2 separate regions of the Homo sapiens genome follow, and region 1 is linked to region 2. A link is an interaction called in ENCODE POLR2A ChIA-PET data of the cell type or tissue named here. Cell type or tissue: CD4-positive, alpha-beta T cell. All regions are shown on one strand. Links, peaks and the distances in the headings refer to the core of each region. The heading gives the core; the rest is flanking DNA.

Region 1 (5,390 bases), core at 103-5,102, 160 kb after region 2:
GATCCTAACTGATATTCAAGATCTTCTCCTCTATTACCCATTCTAGGTTTTGCTCATACTTGATCAGGAGTTCTCCTTGTCTAGGTTGCCTTCTCAGTGGAGAGAAACATTTCTTCATTTCTGAGAAACCAGAAGACCTATTTCTGTGCTTTAATAAGGCTGTAGTTACTTCCAGTGCATCTTAACAGGCCATGCAAGCACCAAGAGTATCCCAGGGAATCCTTTGAGTGCCAGCCATACTCCTCCCTGCTTCCATTATGTACTATTTCCTCACAGAAACCATAATCATTTAAGCTTGCCAGTAGATCAATCCTTTTAATTGCCTGCTGGCTTGTCTACAAACATGAAATTCATAAAATGACCAGGTGGCAGCTATAGTTTCAGATTTAGTAGAACTTTACTATGACCCCTGGTAGAAAAACTGCTTAACTTCACCCTGAGAACTGGCCCTCTAGTCCAGCAGACTAGACAATGGATCACAAATTCACAAATAATTCAACGGAGAATACTCCTACTTTAACGCTTTGGTTCCCAGGCTCATATATTCCAGCTAGCATATAATATCCTTTAGTTATCCAATTATATACTGCATATTGAATGACAGTCCCCAACCCCACAATGGTCTCTACTGGCCATTCCAGTTTTGTTAGGCTGGCAGCTTTTAGATGATGTATAAGGACTAGTGGATTCCATGGTTACATTCGCATTGTTGTGCCTCTTTACTGTAAAGTAAAACTTTCAAAACTTTCTCTAAGCTGATGTTTAGTAGGATTTTAGGACATTTAAACAGACACTGCAAGTCCTCGAATAGGTGCTGGCTGAACCACTCTCAACAGGGGAATATCCATACCCAGAATTTATGTCAATTTCAGTAAAAAAAAAAAAAAATCACAGACTCCTCCAAGGTGCAAAAGGACTGATTTGATCACCTTGACATCTAGTGGTCTGGTTGGTCTTCTTGAAGGGTGGTATTATACTGAAGGCTCAGTGTCAATTTTTGTTGTCTTTGGGCCAATATTTAACGTGTAGTGAGATTGGCCTTGGTGAGAGGAAGCCCAGGTTGATGGGTCCATGCAAAGATTTCATCCCTGCTACCGTATCTGTTCTGTGCAAACACTAGGTAGCTGAGGATAAAGCCTGGCTCAAATCTACTGGATAAGTCATTTTAGCCACCTGGTTTGTTCAGTGTCTCTCTAAAACCTATATACTCTGGTTGACATTGACTTAAGACATAAAGATCCACACACTTTATGCACTTATTCCTATAGATTTACCTACAGACCTGTTTATTTCTGATCCTACAATTGTGCCAAGGCCAACTACATAAACCATTCTCCACTGCTCAAGATTCTGTATATAGCCTTACTTCAGGCCACTTCTTCCTTTACACAAAATTGCTTACCTGTTAACTGTTTAAAATCTGTCCACAGAGAACATTTCACAACAATATTTTTGGGGGCCATCCCTAGCTGCAGCAGCAATGTATTTCAATTTGGTTTCTATAAATAATAGACATTGGAGACTACAGAAGATGGGTAGGTAGAAGTGGGGAGAGGGTTGAAAAGTTACCTATTAGGTACGATGTTCACTATATGGGTGATGGATACAGTAAAAGCCAAGATTCCACTGCTATACAATACAGGCATGTAAGAAATCTGCCTTTGTACTCCCCAAATCTATACTAATAAAATTTTTATGAATAAAAATAAACAAAAACTAATCCAACTAAAATTCTAACTATTGTAAAAATTAATTAGTATTAAAACTAAAAGTAAAGATATTTTCAGACAAAAAAGTAGGAAAACCCAAACACTGGAATTAGAACAGATAATTTTATGCCTGGAGTTATGCTCTCAGGTATGTTGAAAACTTCTTGTATACACTTTCAAAATTCCACTGGCCTCATATCTTACTACATCCTCTGCTGACATCACCATTTCAGCAGCTTTGCACAGGCATCACTGGGTTGGTGCTTCATATTTTCGATGCTTCTGCAGCTAGTATTCCAGCAAGAACTTGCTCAACACCTTTTCATGTACAACACAGAACTGTGAGAAAGTTATCATGCATGATAGAAGCCAATGAGGAAATGGCTTTCTTTCTTGTTTTCTGTGTGTTCCATTCTGACGTGCCTCTCATAACATGTTTTAGAGAACAGTGGTGAAATGGAATAGCGGTGACCCACAGTGGTGACCAAATCAATAACATTATTTCATTGGCCTATCCTCCTTTCCTGTTTTACTTCCCTGATCCTCTCTCCTGTTTCTTTATATTTTCTTTTAGGGTCATTTTTCTAAAGAAAACTCTTTTTAGCCAGGCCTTTCTCCCAGGCTCTGAATTTGGGAGAACATAGAATAAGACAGATGGTAATGGAGATCCTGGCACGCAACTCCACAGGGTTGGAATTTTAGAGTGAATCACTAATTGGCCAAAGATCCATAAAGTCTATACAGGCAGTAATAAGTGGAAAGATGGTAACTTCTTACATGTAGGTGAACTGGAATGAGACGCAAGTGGAAAATGAAGTGTTGGGTTAGGCTGTGGGCCTTTAAACGGTATATGGGTCTTTGGTAATTATAAGGATGTTAGAGTCAGCTGACATTTGTTAATTGCCTGAAAAAGCCATGGAAAAAGAAAATAATAAGCTATGAATGTTCCTTGGGGTCCCTAATCTGCCATGTAAGAAGTCCACCTACCCTAAGACTGTCATGCTGAAGAGACAAGACCAAATGTAAGCACTATAGTTGATATTCACAAATGGGCTCAAGCCTCTAACCATTGTCAACAAGGCCACAGTTATGTGAGTGAGGCCATCCCGGCCCACAAAATCAGTGCATCTGTTAACGAAATACCCAGGATCTGCAGCTGGAACCATTTGGAGTTAAAGCGTCACCCAGTCAAGCCTAACCTGAGTTTCTGACTGGCATAGTAATGAAATCATTGTATGTGTTATACAATATTGTAGTTAACTGCAATAAAATATTTTTTATTTAAAGCCACTAAATTTTGATGTATTTATAAGTAGCAATATGTAACCAGAGCATGGGTAAGTATAATTTACCTTGACCACAATAAGGAACTAGAGTTGTTTTTAATTTTTTGGAACACAGGGCATCGCTTGTTTTTTTCAAGCGATGAAACCACGGTAGCAGCAACCATAGGGCATCGCTTGGTTTTTCAAACGATGAAACCACAGTAGCAGCAACCACCACAGTTAAAAAAAAAATGAAGGTAACTTAAGGGTTTAAACTTCTTAGGGTGAGGTTTGGCTCAGTTTACAAACAAATTGCAACATCCAAAGTGCTGCCTGAGGATTAAAGAAATCTCAAATAAGTGGTGCTATGGTTTGAATGTATGTGTCCCTTCAAAATTTATACACTGTAACTTAATACTGAAAGTGATAGTATTAAGAGGTAGGCCTTTTAAGAAGTGATTACATCATGAGCACACCACCCTCACGAATAGGATTAGTGTTCTTATAAAAGAGGTTGAAAGGGGTGCCCTAATCCCTTTTGCCTTTTTCCTCATGTCAGGACACATACATTGCACCATCTTGGAAGCAGAGAGTGAGCCTTCACCAGACATCAGATCTGCTGGTGCCTTGATCTTGGACTCCCCAGCCTCTAAAACTGTGAAAAATAAATTTCTCTGATGTATAAATGACTTAGTCTGTGATATTTTGTTACAGCAGCATGGAAGGACTAAGATAAGTGGTATAAGAGGCAGATGAAAAAGGGATAAAAGACTACAAATTGGGTACAGTGTATACTGCTGTGGTGATGGGTGCCCCAAAATCTCACAAATCACCACTAAACAACTTACTCATGTAACCAAATACCACCTATTCCCCAAGAACTTATGTAAATAATTTTTCAATGACACATGCCATAAAAAACATTCAAACCCCTATAATTAAAGAGTTCAGATGTCTTCATAAAAACAATCAATCAAAGTCTCAAAATCTGCTCTTGTAAGCAGGAGATAGTTTTTCCTACTAACCTTTTGTTAAATCTCAACAATTCCCAGCTGATAAGACCTTGAAAGAGATTCTATGATGGGCTGTCCCACTGGAGAGGGCAAGTGGATTGAATGATATTATGAGTTGGACTGTACTAGCACTCCTTGTATACCACTTCAAATGTATCATGGATCTACTTCACACTCCAGGTTCTGTTATTGGAACCAGTCCTACATGGGCTGGGATAAGCTTCATGCTGATGAGCACTTTGCTTCAGTCCAGTGCCCTGTGGCATTTATTTCTTGCCATGAGGCTTTTCAGATCCTGCAGCACAGATCTCACACTAAAACACACTTAGCACTCATTCTCTCAAAAATTGAAACATAAGCCAAACTTTATCAATAAAAGATGAGAGCTGATGGATAAATTCTTTCCTTTCTCAACTTGTTGGGGGAATGGTTCTGAAATACATTCTGTAACATTTCTCAAGACTCCATTTGAATTGACATCTCTATCACAGCAGTGCTGAATTGATAACCCATTCTTTGATTGACTTTCCTTCCTTCCCTGTTTCATTCTATTTCTCATTTCTGCTCCGTAGAATCATATTCCCACTTAAGCCATCTACAAGCAAGCCTTTATTTTGGGCATTTCAGGCTATGCTTTGAGGGAAATTAAAGCTAGACAACCAGGAATTTATTATTTTATATATCAGAATACCAATATTAATCAAGTTTATTAAAGTGAACTTAGGGTATTCTTTTATTCCTACTCTACTTTCTGTTTGCAATTTATTTCACTTCTAGTAACAATTTGGATTCCATACTGGACATCTATGTACTTAGTTATCTAATTATATATATATTATATATATATAATTTTAATATATAATATATATAATTATAATATATTATTTATAATATAATTATATATATGTAATATATATAAAGTGACACCTCTACTTTTAAAATAGACCCAGACTCTGACCACTTTTTGGCCCCTTTCCTGCCACCTTTCCAGTATGTCACCATTATCTCTCATTGAGATGATTACAGGAAACGCCAATATGACTCTCTGCTTCTATTCTTTCTCTATTTCAGCATTTTGTGTGGTTCTTTTTACATCATAAGTTAGATAACGTAATTGCAATGCCCCAAATTTCCCAATGACTTGTAAATCTTTAAAAGATCCTTAAAAACGAAAGTCTTAATATTGGCTTAATAAATCTTTCTCCTAACCTCTTCTGCACCTCACTTCCTACTGCATGCTGCTGCCTTCTTGCTGTTCCTTGACAGGATTTGTCCTGTCCAAGATGTTGCACATGCTATTCATAGTACTTACAAAACTCTTCCTTCAGATATATACTGCTACTCACTCTCTTCTTTCAAACGTTTTCCCATCAATGGTGTATGGTATCTTGTATGAACACTCA
Region 2 (5,390 bases), core at 252-5,251:
GTAAGTGCAACATAAATGTTAACTGTTATTATTATTTGTTCATAAGCTATCATTTGCTAATTGCCTGTGTGTACTTTGACAGAGCTTGAACTTTTTTTTTTAACTGCCGTATCCCCAGCAACTTGACAAGTTCCTGGTATACAGTTAGGTCAAAATAAATAATTGTTGAATGACTAGATGAATAAATAAATGAGTCAATTCGATAAACCTCTTTTTGAGGGCTACATCTGTGCTTCTGAGGAGGAATTCCTGTTATGGTGGGCTCTCTTATTGAATGAATCAGTAAATGGAAAAATGAAAGGCAGAGGCCCTAGGCACCAGTTGCAGTGCCATTTACCTTCTTCCCAGTGGGCTTTAAAAGCATCCCCTCAGCGAGTCCCAAGAAATGGTACCCACCGTGTAGTTTACCTGTATCCCCTTCCTTGGCACCTGGTAGTACTTATTCTTCAGCTCCTGCAGCTTCTGAGTAAAGAGACGGTAACCTCCTGGTTTAGAAAATGTTCCCTGCTTGACATCTTCTTCTAAAGGGCCAAATATATCCTGAAGTAAAGCCATGCAACAATCTGATGATGCTTTGGAATTCTGCTTACAAAAGTCATCTCGCCTTGCTTCCAACTGGGCCTGTGAAGTGACAAAACAGCACAGATGTTTCAGTAAAGCCATGAGGAGGATGTTAACTATGTGGAGACTGGAAAATGCTTCTCCTTCAGAAATTGTGGCCCTCTAAATAGGGCCATGCTCCTCACATTGCTGTTAGATCCTAGAATATCCCTAAGTTGTGCTTATTGCAGAAATTTATCTACTTCTCTGTTTGTGATTTCCTAAAGCTCCTTTCTCCCAGTTTTCCTGTTTCAGAGAATGATTCTCAAAGCACATACACTATTTCATACGAAACTTTTATCTTTCCAAGTCTCTCATTTCAGGAATAGTTCTGAGCACAAACACTGGAGTCAGGCAGCCTGCCTGGAGTTCCCGGATACACTACACTGTGGCTTGTGACACTCAGTCTTTGTGAACTGAGGATTCCTTGTCTGTGCAGCAGAGGAACAATACCTATCTCACAGATTTCTCTGCAGGGTTATATGAGGTGATGTAAAGTATTAAGCCCGGGGACTTTTTAGAAGTGCTCAGTAAGGAGTACATGATTATTTAGTACATTCTTTAACATAAGAATATTTTTGTGTATTTTCTCAGCATAGGGCTAATGAAAGTAATGAAGATTGTGCCATAGGTATTTTCAGTATTTGGAAAGTCTCATAGAACAGCACATTTATCTACATTAAATCACTCAAGATAACTTAACTATGAAGCTTTCTCTTTCCTCCTTAGGTTGGAAGGGTGACAATTGCTGACATCGGCTATCTAGCTTCACCAGAACCTCTGACTGTAGCAACGTATCATTTATAAGATCCTGCCTTCCTAGCTAGGGAAAGGACTTTCATTTGTCAAGTGGTCATTCTGCATGCAAAAATACTTTGTTCACTTGGAATGAGGCAGACATTAAAAACATTCTCTAATAAAATTTATATAATTAATTTCTCTTTCTTGGCCTTCTGAATATTTTACCATTGGCTCACATTTAAAAAAATTATTAGGGTTATTTAAAAATAATTTAGTCCCCACTGATAATTACCAGGGAACATAAAAACAATGTATTTTTTAATTTAAAAGGACAAAATAAGTTAAAATAGTCTTTAACAATGCAGTTGTACCATCTACTTACTTTCTTAAAATATGGGACCCAGAGAGGAAAAACTAACAAAAGCAAATTTTAGTAAAAAATTAGGTGTCTTTTTTTAAAGGTCTAAGGCTATGCACATTCTAGTCTTTTAATGATTATTTCAAATATGTACACATAACTGAGTGTAACTATTTTGGGGTCTAGAAAGAATTATTTTCCCATGAAGGGCCCATATTTTTCTGCCTCTCATGACGTAGAACACCAAATATACCCCTAATTTCCTCTGGAACATTTGGTCCACATCCTTGAAAGAGTTCTTCATGAAGACTTCAATGGCCTCTCTCTCACTGTCCCTGTGCAGGTCCAGCAGCTCCTGGAGGGTTTCCGTGGGCAGCTGCACCTTCTGGCCCATCTGCTGTTCATAGTGGGCAATAGCCTTTTCCACTGCGGCTGAGTTCTCTATCTGGGCCAAGGCCAGGACTGCGTTCTCCATGCAGGGTAGATCCCCACTGCTGATGGCATTGACGTAGGTCAGCACCAGGCTCTCTAGACCTGCAAAAGGGAATTTTTAAAAAAATGTGACTATCAGTTGGTGGGACAGAATATTTTGTGTGCTTTTCAAGTGAGTGTCACAAATAATACTTTTAAATAAGTTTTGGATAAAGAATAGTAATGGAATAATTTGTTAACCTCTAATCACAGAGGAAATTGAAGTGGCTCTTTCCTATTTCCTTCACCCAAAAGGAAGATATTGAAATGAATAGGTTAGGATATTTTGGGGCTGAGATACTAGGTCAATGTGTTTTCTTACCTTTCTTTTCTCTCACCTCTCCCTCTATTCCCTTTCTCTCTTCACTACTAATTTATGAAAAAAGTCAATGAGAAAACTTAGCCTTTTTATTTTTATTAATTTTAGTGGTGCAGACCACTAGTCACTAGTCTGGTGTCTGGCTTAGGTAAATATGTCTTCTTAGATATTCTCTCATCAGAACTACAGATAGGATAATCAACTCATCGAGTTTGCCAGGGCTTTGCTGGGTGTAGCACTGAAAGTCTCACATGCCAGGAAAACCTCATCTTAGGCAAACTGGAGTGGTTGATCACACAACAAAAGATGATTCTTTTTGACTCAATCCTGGACCTTCTCATCTCTCTGCGGTTTTAAGTACCATCTGTATGGATGGCTGGTGTATTTTGTTTCCTGCTTTGACATTTCTTTTAAGCTTTGGATTAAAAATAAGTTTTGCACCTTATTTTTAATGCCTATCTTATATTCCTTACTGCATAAATCAGAAGAATCTCAATATTAAATAATCTAAATATCAAAACTTCATCCACTCTGAAAAACTATTTCTCCTCTTGATGCTACTATCTCATTAAATAACACAGCCATTCAAGCAATTGCTAAACTCGAAACGCTGGAGACAGGCTTGGCATTTCCTTCTTATTCCCTTCATAAATCCATATTCCCTCTATCAACAGGCCTTTTAGATTTAATATCCAAAGTATGTTCGGATCTTGTCCATTTTCACCATTTTCACTGTCATAATCTGAGACTAACCCAATGCCCATTTATGGCTCAACCACTGCAAATAGCATCCATCCTCTCATTCCCTCCCTTTCACTACTCCAACAAATTATCTACAAAATATTCAGAAAGATATGTATAAACATAAATTAGATAACCTTACCTCACTGCCAAAAATTCTTCAAGATCTTCTCTAGAGCTTAGACAAACTCTAATCTCCTCAAAGTCCTCTGCCAGTCCTTTCAAGACCTGACCCCTTTATACCCCTCCAATTATGACACCACTCTTATTCAGTCTTCTCTTGTTCCAATCGCCTGTCTTTCTTCTATTTTCGTTTAAAAAATTGAGATGGAATTCTGGTCTGTCACCCAAGCTGAAGTGCAGGGCATGATCATAGCTCACCATAGCCTTGAACTCCTGTGCTCATGCTGGGTCCTCCTGCCTCAGCCTCCTGAGTAGCTAGGACTCTGGGCAAGCACCACTGCACTTGGCTGATTTTTAATTTTTTCATAATGATGAGGTCTTGCTACTTTTCCCAGGCTGGTCTTAAACTTAAACTCCTGGGCTCAAGGAATTCTCCCACCTTGGCCTCCCAAAATGCTGGGATTACAGGCATTAGCCTCCTGTGTTCTATTTTCTTGAAGTTGCAAAGTTCTATCCTGCCCTATGCATTTCCACATTACATTATTTGCTATAAAGCTATTCCTCTATATGCTTTGGTTAGCTCTTAACCATTTATTTAATATATATATATATTGGAGACAGGGTCTCACTCTGTCTCCCAGGCTGGAGTGCGGTGGTGCAGTCTCCGCTCACTGCAACCTCTGCCTCCCAGGCTCAAGTGATCCTTCAGACTCAGCCAGCTGAGTAGCTGGGATTACAGGTGTTAGCCACCATGCCTGATTAATTTTTGTGTTTTTAGTAGAGGAAGGGTTTCCCCATGTTGCCCAGGCTGGTCTCAAACTCCTGAGCTCAAAGTGATTCACCCACCTCAGCCCCCCAAAGTTCTGGGATTATAGGCATTAGCCACCGTGCCCAGCCAACTCAATCATTTTTAAGTTCTCATCTTACAGGTGACTTTCACAGACAAGCATTCTCTCACACTCTAAATTATATCTCCCTGCCTCTCCCTTTACTCTTTCATAGCAGCCTATTATTTTTATGCATTGTGTTAACCACTATTTATCATTATACTTTTTTTTTTTTTTACTTTTTACAGAAGTATCTTTTGCTCCTATTATGCTGGAATGAGGATAAAAGTCACATTTCTTTTATCCATCATTATACTCAGTGGTTGGTACATTACATTATAGGCATTCCCTAAATATTTTAGAATTGCTGAACAAGAGAATTGTACTGCAGTTAGTTAGTGGCAAAGTCTCACTTACATATAGTATTTGCTTTTTTCTTTGTTGCTCAGTATATATATCCTGGATGTTTATTTGATAAAGAGGGAGCTGAGAAGTTGGTGGAGAAGTTTACCATAATAGAATTCAATTCTAGTTCTTTTCTTTTTTTATTCTCCTTGCAAGGAATATGAGATGATACTATAGCTTTAGTTTTCATGTAAAATTTATAATATGATTTTCATGTTGTATTTTCCTTGCCATCAATAGACTATGCATTTGTCAGAAGTGACCCTTATGCTTTCCATTTTATCCTCTACAATGGGCAGAAGGAGAAAGTCCAGGTAGGAAGTGGGTAGAGAGAGTGACTCACGAGGCCCATTGACTGGAATGCCACCTGAAAGAGTCTTGACATTGGAATGGCTGAGGATGTAGGAACAAAATTCTGCAACTTGTTCTATGAAATCAGGGTTCAGCTCTTCCTCCTTTAGCTGCTCTAGGTGAGCAAGGTACTTCTTAGGAGCGGGCCAATCGAAGACGAAGCACTTCCTCTTGGGGAAGAACTTTCGGATGCACAACCGAGGATCATTAAAGCTTTTACTTTTCTTATCAGTACCTACAGGAATGAAAATTAGAAGTAGTAAAACTTCAAATTAATTACTTCAAATATGATCTTTCAATTTTATAATTTTCACAAAGCCCATGTAAGGAGGAAATTTATTAGGAAGAAGAAATAAAAAATTAAAGGGGTAGAGAAAGGAAAGTCTCCAAGAAGAGGTAGGTAATGCAATTTAAAATTGGTTCCAACTGATATAGTCAAGCAATGTTTCCATTT

The links. ChIA-PET counts read pairs that join two places held together with the same protein. Peaks named below come from ENCODE experiments on the same cell type or tissue, not always from the same donor. Only the 100,000 strongest peaks of a DNase experiment are listed, where the experiment ranks them.
Region 1: POLR2A ChIA-PET joins it to region 2 with 7 read pairs; 7 of 35 experiments call an interaction of 5 or more read pairs at or near these places.

The regions. Positions count from the first base shown.
Region 1 is chr1:89,275,908-89,281,297 of GRCh38, forward strand. It overlaps the pseudogene LOC100421401. Among named protein-coding and RNA genes, the nearest start is that of GBP5, 5.7 kb to the left of the region's middle. In CD4-positive, alpha-beta T cell, for the core only: no CTCF peak of the experiment used is centred there; DNase peaks (open chromatin) are centred at 944, 2,014 and 3,194; H3K4me3 peaks cover 553 bases; H3K27ac peaks cover 3,527 bases.
Region 2 is chr1:89,112,064-89,117,453 of GRCh38, forward strand. It overlaps GBP2 (guanylate binding protein 2), which reads right to left. Exons shown (of 11, transcript NM_004120.5): 6 at 4,929-5,171; 7 at 1,953-2,233; 8 at 409-621. Among named protein-coding and RNA genes, the nearest start is that of GBP2, 11 kb to the right of the region's middle. In CD4-positive, alpha-beta T cell, for the core only: no CTCF peak of the experiment used is centred there; no DNase peak of the experiment used is centred there.